Regions from separate parts of the Homo sapiens genome. Here region 1 is linked to region 2. Evidence: chromatin contacts called from ENCODE Hi-C or POLR2A ChIA-PET data. All regions are on one chromosome and are shown on one strand. Each heading gives the region's core, a stretch centred on a gene start or an enhancer-like site at or near the end of the contact. The rest is flanking DNA. Distances are from core to core; before and after follow the strand shown.

Evidence for each region. Hi-C counts contacts between places; a loop is a spot of excess contacts on that map. ChIA-PET counts read pairs that join two places held with the same protein, here RNA polymerase II (POLR2A). Pooled maps may share reads with other maps.
Region 1: a loop to region 2 is called in a map of psoas muscle, with 2.2 times the contacts of the local background. The contact joins two enhancer-like sites. A Hi-C loop is called at or near these places in 1 of 168 maps with a recorded cell type or tissue (psoas muscle), 1 of 37 single-sample maps with no recorded cell type and 2 of 50 pooled maps. POLR2A ChIA-PET finds 5 or more read pairs at or near these places in 3 of 52 experiments (K562, MCF 10A and OCI-LY7).

The regions. Positions count from the first base shown.
Region 1 is chr6:163,819,362-163,822,781 of GRCh38, forward strand. No RefSeq gene overlaps it. Among named protein-coding and RNA genes, the nearest start is that of QKI, 410 kb to the left of the region's middle. Within about 2 kb of position 1,895, at least 2 of the 41 ENCODE cell types and tissues checked have a DNase peak (open chromatin) inside an H3K27ac peak, as active enhancers do; they include psoas muscle, where a contact is called at or near this core.
Region 2 is chr6:163,779,798-163,783,189 of GRCh38, forward strand. No RefSeq gene overlaps it. Among named protein-coding and RNA genes, the nearest start is that of QKI, 370 kb to the left of the region's middle. RefSeq lists an enhancer at 1,230-1,764. Within about 2 kb of position 1,339, at least 6 of the 41 ENCODE cell types and tissues checked have a DNase peak (open chromatin) inside an H3K27ac peak, as active enhancers do; they include psoas muscle, where a contact is called at or near this core.

The sequences.
Region 1 (3,420 bases), core at 645-3,144, 40 kb after region 2:
ACTTGAACCCGGGAGGTAGAGGTTGCAGTGAACCGAGATTGCACCATTGCACTCCTGCCTGGGCAACAGGAGTGAAACTCCATCTCAAAAATAAAAACATAAAAAACAAAAAAGCTTACCCCACCTCCTCTTTCAACTACTGCCTTTTTTTTCCATTTTTTTCTTTGTCAACAATGTGTATGTGTGTGTGTGTGTGTGTGTGTGTATTCCTTCTTGATGTCTTACTGTGAATCCTTATGGTAATCTCAAACTTAATTTGGCCAAAGTAGAATTTCCTTCATAAATTTGCCCTCACACAGCCATATTCATCTCACAAACTAGGTCCAGCAGTTGCTTAAGGCAAAAATCTTGCCATTCTCTTTTCTTCTTCCGGGTTTATTTCAAGAACACAAGTAGGAGCTGCCGTTTTGAACCCTGGGAGCATCCTCAAGCGTGCCCACCATAGCCTCACCTGTGCACACCATTATGGTGTCTTGCCCCAGCCCGTGGAAAAGGCTTCTCCGCAGGAGTCCCTGCTTCCATCCTGGTCCTTCACACTCAGCACCCAACACCGTCTTTCCAAGACATGGATCAGATCCTATCACCTCTTGCTTAGAATCTCTATAGGTGTCCCAACTCGCCTACGATAAAACCCAACCTTGTCCCCTGGCGGGCACAGTTCAGTAGCTCCCTGGTCCTCACGTTGAGCCCCTTCTCTCCCCTCCGCTATTCCAGCCACACTGGCCTGCAGACAGGCAATCATTCCCACCTCGGCTGTGGGCTGGCTCCTCCCTCCACCGGGACTCATTCCTCCCGAGTGGGCTCCATCATCTAGCCCTCAGCCTGAGTGTGACTCACTGAGCACACACCTGACCCTTTATTCAGTAGCCGCGCAGCCACACTCCATCCCATCTCCTACTGGACTGCCGTGCTCCACGATACCTCCCACGGATGCGTTTCTGGCCTGATGCTTGGCGCTCTGGCAGTCTGTGTCATTCACCGCTCTGCCTCTGCCGCCTGGAGACGTGCCGGGCACGTACCGGGTCCTTGGTAACTGCGGAATTCGCTAATGAATGGGTGGACGAATTCCCCTCATACCTGCACTTTCATGGTTGTGTCTTTATGGCTTTATGTGGTTCCCTAAGGCTGGAATTCACCTATCTGTTCACTAATTCTGTTTTTCGAGATAATTTCTAAACTTCTGTCCTGCAAGGCCCTTGCTAAAACCCTCCCTCATCCCCATGCACCTGACCGGATCTCTCTCTTCTTTGAATCTCTACAGCACCTGGGGCTTCTCACTGACACGGACATTTTGCTCCCTATTTTGTAGCGTCTTTGTCTTTGTCTAATTATTCCTTAGAATTTAAGAGTCTTCATGCCACGAGTTATGTGTTTCTTACCGTTGTTTCTTCCATGGCACCGTGCATGGCAGCACACTGAGGCTGGTGATCTATAGACATTTGCCACATTGAACCCATTTTTACCCTCCTAGAATTGCACAGTATTTTAGGGCTAACAAAAATGCTTCATGAAATACCCTCTTGTGTAGTTCCTGCTTTCAAGCAAGCTATTCTGCCCTTGCTATCGGAGCTCCATAGACTCCCAATTGGGGTGACGTGTTGTAGTCGGGAATGTGCTGTGCACTAGATCTGAGAACATTTGGTAGCAATTCCATCTAAAATCAGGGTTCCTCTTTCTTCCCAAATCAAAATTCATTAGCATATCTATGGAAACAGTCTTCCAGCCTTTATTTTTCTTAATTTGACAAAGCCACATGGGCTCTGCCTGTCTGTCAGTGTTTCTCCCAGGACTGTCATATTTCCAGCTTCATGATGAATTGGGCTGCGGGTATCTGACATCTCTGAGCTCGGGTGGCTGGTGACATCACCGCAGGGCATCTGCACGCTGTCTAAAATGACAAGGCCTGACACTCAGCCCAGCTTCCTCCCCTCGCTTGAAGGGGCTCAGAAGGGAAAGCCTGTGGGCAGAAGCTCAGCTGGCATGTCCTGCAGGGAACGGTGCCTCCTGGGGGTGGTTTTGCTCCTCAGGGCTCTCAGGGGCTGGTATAATAGACAGCTGGGCAGTTGAGGGAGGGAGAGGAGATGGCTGGCCTTGCCCAGTGCTTCCCTGAAACCTCAGTATGAAACATGACATCATGGACAACTCCTACCCCAAAAAAGTCTTTACCATAGTAATCCGGGCACTTCGACTTTACTAGAACTTTAACCTTGTTGCCAGAACTGGCTTTTTTACCTTACAAGTCTCCAATTCCCCTCAGGGCAGCTGATCCTAAGTGCCTTCTTTAAAGAAGGCAGTAGATTAGAAATAGGATCCTCATCCCCCAACTTTCTCTGCACTACTGGATTGGCAAGTTTCAAACAACATAATTTTGTCTGCTACCAATGAATATGCCAACCATAACAGCACTTCCCTTGACAGTCATTATTTTAGGGCTTCCTATGGAACTTACTTTGCTTAAACAAGTTGTAGGATTGATTTTTTTACTTCTTAATGCCGTCTGCTTTTTCACTTTCAGCATATTTTTTTAGAAGCAGAGAGGAGCCTCAGCGTTTCTGGGGCTTAGTGGCAGGGGTTTGCCCCATGCCGTGGGTGGGAGTGACAGCTGGAACATGGGAAGGCAGAGATGGGGGGGAAGTGGCTGGGGGCTTCTGTGATTCTGAGATGTTGGTGGGCAATGACTGGCAAATCTTAAAAATCACTGGAACTAGATAAAAATTTTGCCTCTCTGCCACCCATTCACCGTTTTCGAATTTCCACTGCTTCAGTAACATCTAGTTCACTCCTTTCATCTCTTTTAGGAAAACCATTGAACTAGAGGAGACGAGCAGGCTAGTGCATGAGAATATTTAAAAAGTACGTCCTTCAAAGAGCAACCCACTGCAGGGCAGCTGCCTCTGCAGGATGGGTGCATGAGTATCCGAGGAGCACCATGCACCCAGTTCTAGCATGGCCCAAGCAAGGGTGCCGGGGAGCTTGAGCAGGACTGGAAGTCTTGCTTCCCGGGAGGTGGTAATAGCACCAACAACAATGGTGCCAGCTCACAGGTTTCCAGCACTTTCAAAGGCAATGGGTGCTGGGCTCAGCTATCACCCACCTGAGATCTCAGCTTACCCTTCCAGGGAGGAAGATACCATTCTCAACCCATTTTACTGAGCAAGATATTTAAGCTTCAAAGGAATAAATAACTTCTCTGAAAGTGCAAAGGTATTAAATGATAGAGCTGAGATTCAAACCCAGATCTGTCTGATTAAGGAGTTCATCCAAATTCATTATCACAAGATATGACTCAGGCCACGGAACTGAGGGATAATTCTGGGCTTTTGCGGTTGGCGTGGTGGCTGACAAACATAGTTTTCTGAGCCATTTGATAGAAATCGAATTAACTCCAGGTCCTTCAGATGCTCCAGGTGGCTGTTGCTT
Region 2 (3,392 bases), core at 89-2,588:
TGACTCCCCTTTGTTAAATGCAGACACAGTTATGCATCTTAGAGGATTGTTGTGAGGAGTAAAGAAGTTACACTTGTTAATCATCATAATGAGTGCCCAGGTAGATAATATTTTTCTTCTGTTATCCACTCGCTAGACGAGCATGTGTAGTTTTGTGTTAGGGCATGCAGTGGGAATAAAAGAAAGCTGGGCTGCAGGTATCAGCAAGTTTTCAGTTTACTTGAAAAGAAAAGAGAAAACAAATCATTCAGAATGACACATTGCATTTATCTATGCTTGTGCTTTATGTGTCTTGGAAACTAGGACCCTAAGCTGAGTTGACTTCGATAAGAATACTTTTCCTCAGATTATCTGTAAATTTTATAAACAATTTTAAGTGCCTTCAGAATCTCTAATCTTTTCTGTTGCATGCATGGATTTTTTTTTTTTGGCTTTAAATGCATTCATGAAGTTCAGTGACTCTCTTAAACACCTTGGATGTTTTTTTTTTTCTTTTTAACTGAGAAAGAGATTTGACAGAGAGAGTCTTCATCACCATTGGTTTAACCTTTAAGAAGTTTGAGATTGAGAAGCTAATACTCAGAAAATAATCTTCTAAGAGTCTGCAAAAAACCCACATGCATGAATATTAAACAAAAAAAGTATATTATTATATGGTTGTCATCAAATTAAACTTAAGTGAAAATAGTATTTCCTATTTAGACAAGTTCCTTGAAGAGCCCCATTTTGCTTATGATGCATCCTTTTCAGGTGAGATGACTTTTCATTATTAACTATTGATAAATTGAATAAATTTCCCTCAGTGAAGGTCACCCTTAATTATCAGGGCTCACCTAATCAAGAACTTCTCTCTCCCTTTGTGTTGAAACAGCTGATTGACCAAAAACACTTGCATAATAGCCTTGTGTTGCTCTTTTCCCACCTGAGGTAATCAATCACCCTGTTTCTTTGCTTTTGAAAGAGGAATATTTGTAACTTCTAGCGATTCAACCACTGTCCCCACTGTGGAAATACCAATGTAGGAGAATTCTTGATACATGCAAGTTATCCAGATCCCTAAATAAGCAGTATTTTGTAAAAGGATGATATTTCCCTGTTTAAGTTTAAAATTTCTACTTTAATGAGAAATCAATTTTGCATCATCTCTTTGGACATCGAGTTTACCTCCCTGCTGTCAGAGCTGTGCAGAAGAAAGCAGAGTCTATGAGTCTTCTCACCACAGCATAGAAAGATTTTTTTTTTTTAAACACGTAGGGGAATTATGCTGAGGGCCTATTGGGCTTCTGGTAAGGACAGCTGCAAGTAAGTTGATACCATTTGGGCTCGGCCTCAGATTCACTGCCAGCCCTGGGTGGGCAGCTGGCCTGTGCTTCGGTGTGGAACAACAGGCTGACTCCAGTAACGTTGGTCCCGGGCTCTGGAAAATCCTGGGCAGACAGGACAAATGCTTTAGGGAACAACTGCTTTGAAAGAATAGACTGTTTGAAACTCCCAGCTGTGAGGGCCATTTGTGAGAAAGACTCCATGCCAGGGTGAGGGTCAAAAACAGCTGCTGCCTGGGGCTTACATTTCCAACCAGAGTAAATTGCTGGCTCCAGGACAGAATTTTGATCATCTGTGGATTTGTTAAAATTCAGCTGCCGATGTCTATGGGGTCATAACTCTGGACCCCAATCTAAATGTCTCTTGGCATTTGGGCCTTTACCAGCTAAAAGCAGCCCCCCTAAATAGTCCTCTACTCCCATCTGAGGTGCCACAAGCATAGCTTTCATATTGTTTCTTTTAAAATAAATCCAGGTTGGGCACGGTGGCTCACACCTGTAATCCTAGCACTTTGGGAGGCTGAGGCAGGTGGATCATCTGAGATCAGGAGTTCGAGACCAGCCTGGCCAACATGGTGAAACCCTGTCTCTACTAAAAATACAAAAATTAGCCAGGAGTGGTGGCGCACTCCTGTAGTCCCAGCTACTCAGGAGGCTGAGGCAGGAGAATTGCTTGAGTCCAGGAGGCAGAAATTGCAGTGAGCAGGGATCGTGCCACTGCACTCCAGTCTGGGCAACAGAGTGAGACTCCGTCTCAAAAAAAAAAAAAAAAAAAAACATAAATAAATAAATAAACAAATCCATAATGTCAAATCTTCTAGCCTCCCACTTCGTCAGGCAATATCCATAGCACTTAGTACAGCAGTGAATATTCAGCAAGCTCTAACCATGTATTGGTCGAATGAAAGAATAGTTATCTATGTTAGATAATGATTTTCCAAAAGACCTATGAGGAGGATAAGGTGACTTCCCCAATTCAGGGGATGGTGTAAAGAAGGTGTTGCCTCCTCTTCTTTGAGAAATCGTGTACAAGTGGCCGGGCACAGTGGCTCATGCCTGTAATCCCAGCACTTTGGGAGGCTGAGGCAGGTGGATCACCTGAGGTCAGGAGTTTGAGACCAGCCTGACCAACATGGAGAAACCCCGTCTCTACTGAAAATACAAAAATTAGCTGGGTGTGGTGGTGCACGCCTGAAATCCGAGCTACTCGGGAGGCTGAGGAAGGAGAATCACTTGAACCCGGGAGGCAGAGGTTACAGTGAGCCAAGATAGCACCACTGCACTCCAGCCTGGGCAACAGAGCGAGACTCTGTCTCAAAAAAAGAAAAAAAATAAAAAGAAATCATATACAAGCAAGAAGGAGATCAAGGAAAACACCCCCCACGCACCCCAGCTTTGGAGAAACTGAGATAAGAGTAACCTGTAAGTAAGTAAGCTCAGTAAGTAAAGGAGTGCATGGGAAGTCAAACCTGCATTCAGGAATGTGTGGGCGGGGACATTGTGAGTGCTGAATGCCCACAGCACGGTGCTCCAGGGCGGGGTAAGTGCCAGTGGGAGAGGAGAATCCAACAGTCCTGTCTCAGGGAAAAGGGAGCTTCTCCAAAGTCCTTTGCTTAAAGGGAAGTCAAGGCGGATGGGGATGAAGGAGCAGTCAGAGGCTGGCTGTATTTTCAGGAAGTGGTTTGCAGTAGATCTCAGTGGTGTGGCGGGAACCCTAAGCTAAAATAACTCATGATGCACCATTCAGAGGCCTGCACAGACACTGCCTGGTGACGCTCCACAAGGAACCAGGGCAGCAGCAGGTGGGTGAAATCAATGAATTCCAACAAGACACATTCCTACACAAAAAGCTATTGTAAGAAGAAAGGATCAGAGGAAATGGCAAAATGAATGGCAGATAAAAAATACAGTATTATTATGAAGCAGATTAAAGTTATGACCAAAAAATGCAAGTGGATTTAAAAATAAAAACAAAGACAGGAATGAAATAATCTAAGCAATAACTTTTACAACACTGGAGCAGGAAGCAGAGACCTGAGCAGTGAGGCGAGACGCAGGGTGGGAAGGGAG